Regions from separate parts of the Homo sapiens genome. Here region 2 is linked to region 1. A link is an interaction called in ENCODE POLR2A ChIA-PET data of the cell type or tissue named here. Cell type or tissue: PC-9. All regions are shown on one strand. Links, peaks and the distances in the headings refer to the core of each region. The heading gives the core; the rest is flanking DNA. Region 1 overlaps LOC124901001. Region 2 overlaps LINC01386 (long intergenic non-protein coding RNA 1386).

Region 1 (5,381 bases), core at 271-5,270:
CCACCAGCCTTTGAGGTACTTATCTTTGTAGCCCACCTAGCCTTAGGAGAGAAGCTGCGTGGCCTGGTCACTATCTAGTGGTCTTCCCTGGCCTGTGTGGTAGTGAAAAAGATAAAAGCCAGACCGAATCCTTAGAAAAACAGCATCAGAACAAGATTAAAAACCTCGAATTCAGTGACTGTAGAAGCATAAAGCAGAGGCATGTGTTCATGTATTTAGCCAGCACAGATTTACCAACTACCAATAAAACACGGAACTTGTATTTTATTGAGGAGAAAGGCAATAAAATATGTAAGTTATACAGAGAATTAGAAAGTGATTGAGTGCCAGGGAGAACAATAAATCACAGATGGGGACTGGGGAGCACCCCATTTTAAATAGGGGAGTTAAGGAAGGCATCTCTGAGAAGGTGAGATTGCAGCAAAAACTTGAAGGGAATGAGGAAGCAAGTGTATCAATGATCTATTATTGCATAACAACTTACCCCAAAACTTTGAAGTTTGAAACAGCAAAAATGTATTCTCAGGGTTTCTGATCAGGGTCAGAAACTGCAAGTGGCTTAGCTGGGTACTTCTGGCTGAGCCTCTCAGAGGCTGCAGTCTAGCAGTTGGCCAGGGCTGTGGTCATCTGAAGGCTGGACTGGGGCTGGAGGATCTGCTGCCAAGGTGGCACATTCACAGGGCTATTGGCAGGAGGCCTCAGTTCCTCACTATGTGGATTTCTCCACCCAGCCTCCCCTCACGTGAGTGATCCAAGGGAGAGCAAACAAAGGGGAAGCTGTGGTGCCTTTTCTGACGAGGCTCTGCACTTCCATACCATCACTTCTCTTTATTCTGGTCCTTAGAATTGAGTCACAAAGTCAAGGGGAATGGGATTAGGTGCCACCTCTTGTAGGGAAGAGTAAGAATTTGTAAGCATAGTTCGTGATTTTTTGTGGGAAGTAGGGAAGAGTGCTTCAGGCAGAAGTAACCACAGGTGCAAAGGCCCTGAGGTAGGAACACACATATTAGCATATTCAAAGGAGAGCAAGAGGCCAGGGTGGCTGCAGTTGGTGAGCAAGGGGGAGAGTAGGAGAGGAGGTCAGAGAGGAAAGGCATGTGCAGGGCCAAGGGCACCAGGTTGTGCAGGGCCTTTAAGTAGGTGGGAAGCCTTTGAATGGTTTTTGAGCTGATGTGATGAGCTTTGACAGTGATGTGATCTGATTTCTTTTAAAAAAGAAATTGGTGGCTGTTGCAGTAAGAATAGCCCAAGGAGGAGCCAGGATGGATGGGAAGAGGCCAGTTAGGAGGCTGTGGTAACAACCCAGGAGTTATGTCTGTAGCTTGTGTATGAAGGTGATGAAAGGGATGAGACTTTGGATATATCTTGAAGATAGAGTCAATGGGATTTTCCATGAACCACATGTGGGTTTTGATTCCAAGGTTTTGGATCTGAGCAAGTGGAAGAATGGTTCTGGCATGAGCAAGATGGGGAATCCTAAGAGTGGGACAAGTTTGAGAGGAGGAGCTTCAGAGTCCATTTGGGGACATGTTAATTTTGTCCATTAGACATCCGAGTAGAGAAGCTGAGTAGGCAATTGAATATGGAGGCTTGGAGTTCAGGAATTCGGAAGGAATACTTTCCTGTGGTCTGTGAGTGACATTACAAAATTGAGGAGGCTGGGCTCCCTCTCTGGAAGAGTAACAATTAGTCCTTTGGAGGGTTCTAAACACACAAAGCAAGGGAGGGGCTGGTGCCAACCAAGTGCAGTTTTCAGATGTTTCTGGGGTGCAGAGCACAGCTAGTGCGGCTGGGAGGCATGAGTTTCACCCAGAGCAGGGGGCTTCTGCTGCTCTGTTCCCAAAACAGTGCCCTAAGGAACACATATCTTTCACTTCAACAAGACAGGCCACGTATTTCTTCCCAGGGCACTGCCAACCCTGAGAAGAAACTCAGGGCAAGTGGATTGACCTGCAGAATTCAGTGGCACCATTTTTCAGAATTCATAAGATGGCAGAAAGACAATCAGCTAATCAAGTCTGCCAACTTCTAGGTCTCTTTTCTCTTTTGGTCTCTTTCTAATTCTGCCCCAAATTAATCTTAGCACCCAGAAGCACACATTTCCCTGCTTCCAATTTCTGATGTTTTCTGAGCCCCAGCTGGGCTTGGTTTATAGGAATTTATTCTTGAGCGCTCAGTCTTGGGTCCATGTTTCAACACATATTTCCAGGACTCCCAATGACTCCTCTGAACCAACCTGGGCCCCATCCAGCTGTATAACCCTGAAAAGGGTGTACCAAAGTCCCTGGGATATTTTCCTCCTCCCTAACCCCCAGGTCGGACTTAGACCCAGGGGCTTCAGAGACATATCAGGAGTGCAAGTAGAGGCTGACTAATTTGGAAAGCTTGAATTAAGGGTTTAGACTGGCTCCCTTAGCTGATCCTAGTGCAAAGGCTAATCTTTTGCAGAGTCATTTTATGGCGTGAGATGGTGCTGTTGATTTTGCACAGTTAATAACAGCTCAGCCTGAGTGCTGCTAGCCTTAGCCAAGGGTGTAGAATGCAAGCAGTTGTTTCAGCGAAAGTAAGAATTTGCTGGGAGCACACTTGGCTTTTCTGAAGAGGCCTCTGCACTGCCAAGGGAGAAAGACCCCCCCTCAACAGTGGCCACAGCATCTGGTCTGTGGCTAGAGGAGACCAACGTGTTGATATTAAGAGTTCTTTGGAAAAGTACTGTCTCTTCACTCATTCACTGCTGACTGGATCCCAAAGAATGCACTGTCTCCCCAGCATGCAGAAAGGGGATGAATCAAACTGAGTTTAGATCCTGGCTTTGTCACTTACCAGCTGTGTGACCTGGGGCAAGTAAACATCTTTTCTGTATCTTAGTGTTCTCATCTGTAATGTGAGAATAACCAGACCTACCTCGAAGGATGTCTTGCTTGAAGAGTAAATATCTGGCACATGGAGAGTGATCAATAAATGGATTTCTCCTTAACTACTACTCGTCTAGCTACACTCATCTCATCTTCCACCTGTGGCTCAGGAAGCTTGAGCTGATGAATCCATGGAGACTGTAAAGAAATAGCAGGGGAGGTCGATCAGGGTGCTCACTGAGAGCAAACTGTGGCTCTGTTGATTTCTGATGCCCAGTTGGCAATGGTTGGAGTTCCCAGCCTGCCAGCTCAGCTGTTTCTCCCTATAGCGCATCTCTCAGTTATTTCTAGGAGTTCTTAAAGGTGTGCATCGCATCATCTCAAAAACCAGCCCGTCCAACTTGTGTTATCTGCCCTGTTGATCTACCTTTGTTTTCCCAAGGTCTGCAGCCTCCAAAGCTTCTGAAATGGGACTTGCTGCTGCTGGTATCTTTAGAGGGGCATGTGGTATCCTGCCAAGGGTGATTCCTTAGCCTGTCAGTGGCCCAGGGCTCAGGATTCTACCTGCCTCACATCTCCTGGATCCATCTGCATGTCTTGGCCCAATCTCCATATCCTCGGTTCTGGCCCCTCCACTACCTGGTTGCCACTGATGATTCCAAGGATTCAGATCAGCTCACAGTGCTCCAAAAATATAGCAAAGTGAAACAAATGTGCAAATAAATGATAAAAACAAAAGAAGAAAAAGAAAGAAAAGACTTATTGTATATCCTACCTCCTTCAAACAGCTTGCTGTGATGTGCATGGTGGTGTGGGAACCTTCTGATGTCATACATACAGGTAACTTACCTAGTTTTGGATCAGGCATGGAAACTTGTCTGAGACACTTGGAGATGACTCCCAAAATGGTCTGACCCAGAAATCCAGAAAGGGGCCATCTGACTGTCCCAGGGTGCTGTACATGGGGAACATGCCACCTGGCTGGGGATCCAGGGAGCAAGGGTCTTCCTGGGTGTGGCAGGTCATCTCCTCACAGTAACACACGAACACTTGACTTCTCCCACAAAAACTTCTGGCCTAAAAAATTAATCAATACTTATCTAAACACCTGAGAGCCGAGAGTCTTTGATAAATTAAAAGGCAGTTTGGCAGTAAGCCACCTCCTGAATGCCCCAGATTTTCATAAAAGGCCCTTTGTGGAAGCCACAGAATGCAGGTAAAGCTAGGATTTGAGGCGGTGCTGATTGAGAGAAGATAAAGAGAAAACTACTTTTTAGGGTTTTTTCTTTTTAACTTACCTCATGGGGTGTTTAAAGAATTGAATGAGTACAGAAAACAAGACTTGCTGTAATTTTGGTTGGATGTGATTCCAGGGGAAATATTTTTTCTTAAATGAAAATATAATAGCTAACCCCTACATAAAGCTTACTATGTGTTTTTAGGGGTTTACAAATGTATTCACTCCTTTGTGTTTCATAAGAACCCTGTGAAGTGAGTACTGCTGCTGCCCCACTGGACAGGTGCACAGGGAGGCTGGGCACTTGCTCCCTCACCTTGCCAGCCAGGGGCATTGCCGGATGGGAAGCGCCAGTTCTCTCTCCTCTCCAGCGGGTGTCTGTGTGCTCTGCCACAGCACCCATTCATTCTTTGCAGTTCCAGTTAAATGCCATTTCCCCAGTGAAGATGGGCCCTGGCTCCCCGTTCCCCCTTGTTATTTTCATACCTGGCGTTCTGGTGTTTTTCATTCAGGACACTTACCACAGCCATAGTTGTTTACTATTCCTTTCAGACCACTTCTTCCCCACCCTTTGCTGCTTATACTATGTGTCACCCTCTCCCCTTCCTGTCACTCTCATCATTGGCTTCCGTCTCTACCACTTCAAATCCTCCCTTAATCCTACATGCTTCCAACCTCCATGTGGTTGAGTGCTAGAGTTTGGGTGTTTTTATCCCCTCAAATCTCATGTTGAAATTTGATCCCCGGTGTTGGAGGTGGGGCCTAATGGGAAGTGTTTGGGTCGTGAGGGTGGATCCTTCATGATTAGATTAATGCTCCCCGGGGAAGATTAATAGTTCTAGCTCTATTAGTTTCCAAGAAAGCTGGTTGTTAACAAAAAGCCTGGAGGCCACATGGTGATCTGTACATACCAGGTTTCCTTCGCCTTCTGTCTTGATTGGAAACAGCCTGAAGCCCTCACCAGAAGCCAGAGGCAGATGCTGGTGCCATGCTTCTTGTACAGTCTGCAGAACTGTGAGCCAAATAAACCTCTTTTCTTTATAAATTACCCAGCCTCGGGTATTCCTTTATAGTAACACAAACACACTAAGACAATACCAATTCAGAATTCAGGCCTTCTCATCAACAAATCTTTCCTCTTCCAACCACCTCAGCCAACACCTCCTACCAGCTCACCCTGGACCAGGGACTACCTGAAACAGCCCCTTCTGCAAAAACAGGAATTGGAGCATCTCTTTCCATCTTGCTTTTCCAGCCATTCCTGCTACAACTGTCCTTCACTCTAACTA
Region 2 (5,381 bases), core at 314-5,313, 340 kb before region 1:
CTGATTTACATAGGGCCCAAAAGATTGGTTGGACCAGGTGTGCCATTTACATAGCGGGCAAAGAAGCTGGCCACCCCACCGTAATCTATATTATTTGAATGGGTTCTCTACTTGGCCAGCGCCATGTTGCCTGCTTCTTTATTGCACATGTGGTTGACAAAGAAAAGAGAAGATGGAGTCTCCATGTTGAACATGCCTGGCCCCCAGGTAGCCTTTTCTTACTGGCACAGCTGCTGGCATTCACCCATGCAAGCTTTCAGCTTGCTTATCTATGTCTGCAGCTGCCCTTTGTTAGAAAATAAATGATTTGGGGACTGCTTTTTATTAAAAGGGAAATCTTGCCGAGGACTCTTTTACCCTCACTAACTGCCTAAATAATTTCATTCTAGCTCCTGTATCACTGGGTTAGGTTTTGAGAATGCTGAGGTGAAGATGACATGGAGCCTGCCTTCAAATAGATCACACTTTAGCAGAGGAGATAGGTAGGTGAGCAAGTATTAATGTAACTGCCCAAGAGGTTTACCTTGCCTGCTGCCTAGACAGAGCCAATTCCTTAAGACAGGGGAATTGCAATAGAAAAAGAGTAATTCACACAGAGCCAGCCGGCGGGGAGACCAGAGTTTTATTATTACTTAAATCAGTTTCCCCAAGCATTTGGGAAGCAGAGTTTTTAAGGATAACTTGGTGGGTGAGAGGAAGCCAGTGAGCCAGGAGTGCTGATTGGTCAGAGATGAATCATATGGAATTGGAGCTGTCTTCTTTTGCTCAGTCAGTTCCTAGGTGGAGGCCACAAGATCAGATGAGCCAGTTTATTGATCTGTGTGGGGCCAGCTGATCCATCAAGTGCAGGGTCTGCCAAATATCTCAAGCGCTGATCTTTGGAGCAGTTTAGGGAGGGTCAGAATCTTGTAGCCTTCGGCTGCATGACTCCTAAACCATAATTTCTAATCTTGTGGCTAATGTTAGTCCTACAAAGGCAATCCAGTCCCAGGTAAGAAGGAGGACTGCTTTGGGAAAGGGCTATTACCCTTACTAACTTCTCCCAAAGTTAGTTAAGCCTACACCTAGGAATGAACAAGGATAGCTTGGGGGTTAGAAGCAAGATGGAGTTGGTTAAGTTAGATTTCTTTCACTGTCTCAGTCATAATTTTGTAAAGGCGGTTTCATTAATATATTTCCACACTGGGTGCTGACTGCTGTGGAACGAGGTGCAGTCGGAATTCAGAGCAGGTGGAGGTGAGGTCATCAGGGAAGGCTTTCTGGAAGCAGACACTAGGGCTGAATTTTGGAAGGAAAATAAGTTGTTCAGTAGTCAAAGTATGCAAAGGGTGTTCCAGGCAAGGGCCCAGAGGAGGGAGGCAGTATGTCTAGCGTTGTGAGCTATTGGTTGTTCAATATTGCAGGTAGGTAATCATGACGTGCAAAATAGTAGGAGATGCAATTGTAGAGTCAAGCAGAGGTGAGGCCCTTTTTATGCTAAGCTTCAGGAACTTGAATTTTAGCACACAGATTGGTAGTAATCAGACTTAAATGATCACCCAAATTACCTGGGGAACTTCCAAAAAAACCAAAAGCAACAACAACAACAAAACAAACAAAGCAAAATAAATTCCTGAGCCCCACCTGTAGAGATTCTAATTCAGTAGGTCTGTGGTGAGCCTGGCCTGGTGATGTGTGCATCCCAGCTGAGCAGCAGGACTTGGGGGAAGGCTGACCAGTGAAAAGAGGCTAGGGAAGTCGAAGCAGCAAGGGTGATAAATACTCCAAAGGCAATTGGAGATTAGTCTACTGGATTGTAGGATAACTGGGTCTCTTCAACTCACTTTTAAAAGGAATTTTTAGGGTTTAGAGAGGGCAAAAAGATATTGGCTTTTGTGTAATCTTTATTCAATGATTGATGTTACAGAAAATTTGCTGCAAGCACTGGGGCAATAAGATGTTACCAATACCTTTCTGGGTTTGGTGGGAGCCCCACCCAGGTTTAAAGTTTATTTTGCACAAGATTCATCTCAAGTAGTAACAATAATGGCAATAAATAAAGCATAATCATATTTATTGTTATAGCAAGTACTTATTAACATTTGTTTCTCCTAAAATTTGATAATAATACATGTTTAATCTACTTTGCACATAAAATAAAACTAACAGGCACGAATTCCTCTGAGTGAAGACAAGATTGGTCAAGGTTGAACTACAGCAACTAATAGCGAATGTCTACTACAAATAAGTAAATTAGCGAAGGATCTTAAAGTAGAGCAAATCCTTGGGCCAAAAATAATGATTTGCAGAAAGCACTGGTTTTTGAAGCACAGACTTGAATTGCCTTGGGAAAGAGTCAGTCATAGATTTTTCCAGGTGTCTTGTCTGGAACCAGACAGTTGGTATATGAGCTTTTTTGCTCACTGTAAAAATATAAAACACAGTCTGGGAGACATAGTGAGTCATTGTCTTTACAAAAAAAAAAAAAAAAAAAAACAAAGAAAAAGAAAAGAAAATGAGTCGAGTGTGATGGCACATTCCTGTAGTCCCACCTACTTTGAAGGCTGAAGTGGGAGGATTGCTTGAGCTCAGAAGTCTGAGGCTGCAGTGATCTATGATCATGCCACTGAACCCTAGCCTGGGTGACAGAGTGAGACCCTACCATAAAAAATTTTAAAAAACATATCAAAGTAGTTCCCCCCAAGTTATGTTTTATTATGTTGTGGGCTTATTTATACAGTGTAAGTTGTCATGGACTCTCATATATTACACTTTTTTTTTTTTTTCTGAGACAGGGTCTTCCTCTGTCACCCAGGCTGGAGTGCAGTGGTGCAATCTCATCTCGCTACATCCTCTGCCTCCTGGGTTCAAGCGATTCTTGTGCCTCAGCCTCCCAAGTAGCTTGGAGTACAGGCATGTGCCACTGTGCCTGACCTCATTATTAAACTTTTTTTTTTTGAGATGGAATCTCCCTCTGTTACCCAGGCTGGAGTGCAGTGGCACAATCTCGGCTCACTGCAACCTCTGCCTCCCGGGTTCAAGCAATTCTTCTGCCTCAGCCTCCCCAGTAGCTGGGACTACAGGCATGTGCCACCACACCTGGCTAATTTTTGTATTTTCAGTAGAGATGGAGTTTCACCATATTGGCCAGGCTGGTCTCAAACTCCTGACCTCGTGATCTGCCTGCCTCGGCCTCCCAAAGTGTTGGGATTACAGGCATGAGCCACTGCGGCCAGCCTCATTATTAAACTTTTTATGTCATGATGTGGCAAACTATATTTTTCAAAGATGGCAGTACCCACATCTCCCACACACTTTTTACATGGTGACTTGAAGACTCCTCCCATTCAGAGTTGGGTCTATGTTCCTTTTATGGGTTAAACTATGTTTCTCCAAAAATTCTTATGTTGAAGTTCTAACCTACAGTACCTCAGAATGTGAACTTAATCAGAGATGCAGTCTTTACACAGCTAATCAAGTAAAATGAACTCATTAGGGTGGGCCCTCATGCAGTATGACTGGCGTCCTTTTAAAAAGGGGAAAAATGGACATAGACACACAGAGCGGGAAGATGATGTGAGGAGACAGGGAGAGAAGAGAGGAGAGCCAAGGAGAGAGGCCTGGAGCAGATCCTTCCTCTCAGCCCTCAGAAGGAACCAACCCTACCAACCCCTTTATTTTGGACTTCCAGCTTCCAGAACTGTGAGATAATACATTTCTCTTATTCAGGCCACCAGTCTACAGTACTTTGTTATGGCAGCCCTAGCAAACTAATACACTTCCCTCCTCTCAAATCTGGGTAGCTTATAATTACTGTGGAAGTGACATTATGTGACTTCCTAGGCTAGGTCATAAAAGGGAATACACCTTCCACTGATTGTCTTGGAAGACTGGTCTGTGAGGAAGCCCAGGCCACCGGAAAAGTTCACATGTTGGTGTTCTAGCTGACAATCCCAGCTGATAGCTAGCATTGACTGGTAGAGATATAAATTAAACAGCTTTCACCCTTTGATTCTCTTTGTTAATTCCCGACTCACAAAAGGTGTTAGCATAATGAAATGACAGTTTTAAGCCACTACATTTGGGGATAATTACATAATAGTTTGTAACATGTCTTTAAGATGATTTTTATTTAAGATTACTCATGCCTTTGCTCAAATTGTTCCTCCTGCTTGGAATCCTTTCCCCCCAGATATCCAGCAGTAGCACTATTCTAGTCTTTGCTCACTGTGTAAAATTTCCACCCACCTGTCCTTTCCATGCTGCCCCGCCACTACCACCTCCAGCCCCCTTCGCTGTTCTATATTTTTCCACATGGTAAATATTACCTTTTAACATATGATATCATTAATTAATTAAGGTATTCAGTTTACTTATTTCTTATGGTCTTTCTCCTGCTAAATATGTAAAGCTTTTTAGGGCGAAGACCTTTGTCCATTTGTTTACTGATGTATCCCAAGTTCCTAGAACAGTACTTGCCGCATAGTAGACACTCAATAAAATAAATATTTGTTAAGTAAATGAATAAGAAGAATTTTAAATCTGGGAAATTAGAAAGTCACTGTTAACTCTACAACTTTTTGGATTTTTTTTTTTTTTTAAGAGACAGGGGTTTCACTATGTTGCCCAGGCTGGTCTTGAACTCCTGAGCTCAAGCTCAAGCGATCCTCGTGCCTCAGCCTCCCAAAGTGCTGGGATTACAGATGTGAGCTACTGCTCCCTGTCTGTATCACATTATTTCAGTGAATGCCATTTCCCAAACTGGTATCCCATAGTAAAATAAATTTGGAAAATATTACAACAAATGTATAGTCCTCTGAAAGAGTCACAATGTACAAAACAAACCTAAAAATTTCAAAGTGCTGCAATAAAGTCAACTGCTTTCTTGATGTACCTCATCTTTTCCAAAATTTCCATGGCCAGGTTGTTCCACAGCACACTGATTACCACAGCAGTGGCATATGGAGTAGGAATGACACTATGAGGGCCTATGGAATATGGAGAGAGGATATGAAAGCAATGGGGAAAAACAGATATTGGCGGGGTTGTGGAGAAAAGGGAACACTTAGACACTGTGGGTGGAAATGTAAATTAGTTCAGTCCCTGTGGAAAACAGTTAGGAGATTTCTCAAAGAACTAAAAATAGAATTACCATTCAGCCCAGCAATCTCATTACTGGGTATATATCCAAAGGAAAAGAAATTATCCCATCAGAAGGACACCTGCACTTCTACATTTATCACAGCACTATTCACCATAGCAGACATGGAATCAACCTAGGTGCCCATCAATGGTGGACTGGATAAAGAAAATGTGGTGCATATACACCATGGAATACTACACAGCCATGAACAAGAATGAAATCATGTCCTTTGCAGCAATATGGATGCAGCTGGAGGCCA

What was found. ChIA-PET counts read pairs that join two places held together with the same protein. Peaks named below come from ENCODE experiments on the same cell type or tissue, not always from the same donor. Only the 100,000 strongest peaks of a DNase experiment are listed, where the experiment ranks them.
Region 2: POLR2A ChIA-PET joins it to region 1 with 23 read pairs; 6 of 35 experiments call an interaction of 5 or more read pairs at or near these places.

The regions. Positions count from the first base shown.
Region 1 is chr5:73,112,901-73,118,281 of GRCh38, reverse strand. It overlaps LOC124901001, which reads left to right. Exons shown (of 2, transcript XM_047417978.1): 1 at 1-3,695; 2 at 5,007-5,137. Among named protein-coding and RNA genes, the nearest start is that of TMEM171, 5.0 kb to the left of the region's middle. In PC-9, for the core only: no CTCF peak of the experiment used is centred there; a DNase peak (open chromatin) is centred at 2,781; H3K27ac peaks cover 808 bases.
Region 2 is chr5:73,456,634-73,462,014 of GRCh38, reverse strand. LINC01386 (long intergenic non-protein coding RNA 1386) reads left to right here. Exons shown (of 5, transcript NR_126410.1): 4 at 390-482. Among named protein-coding and RNA genes, the nearest start is that of FOXD1, 11 kb to the right of the region's middle. In PC-9, for the core only: no CTCF peak of the experiment used is centred there; no DNase peak of the experiment used is centred there.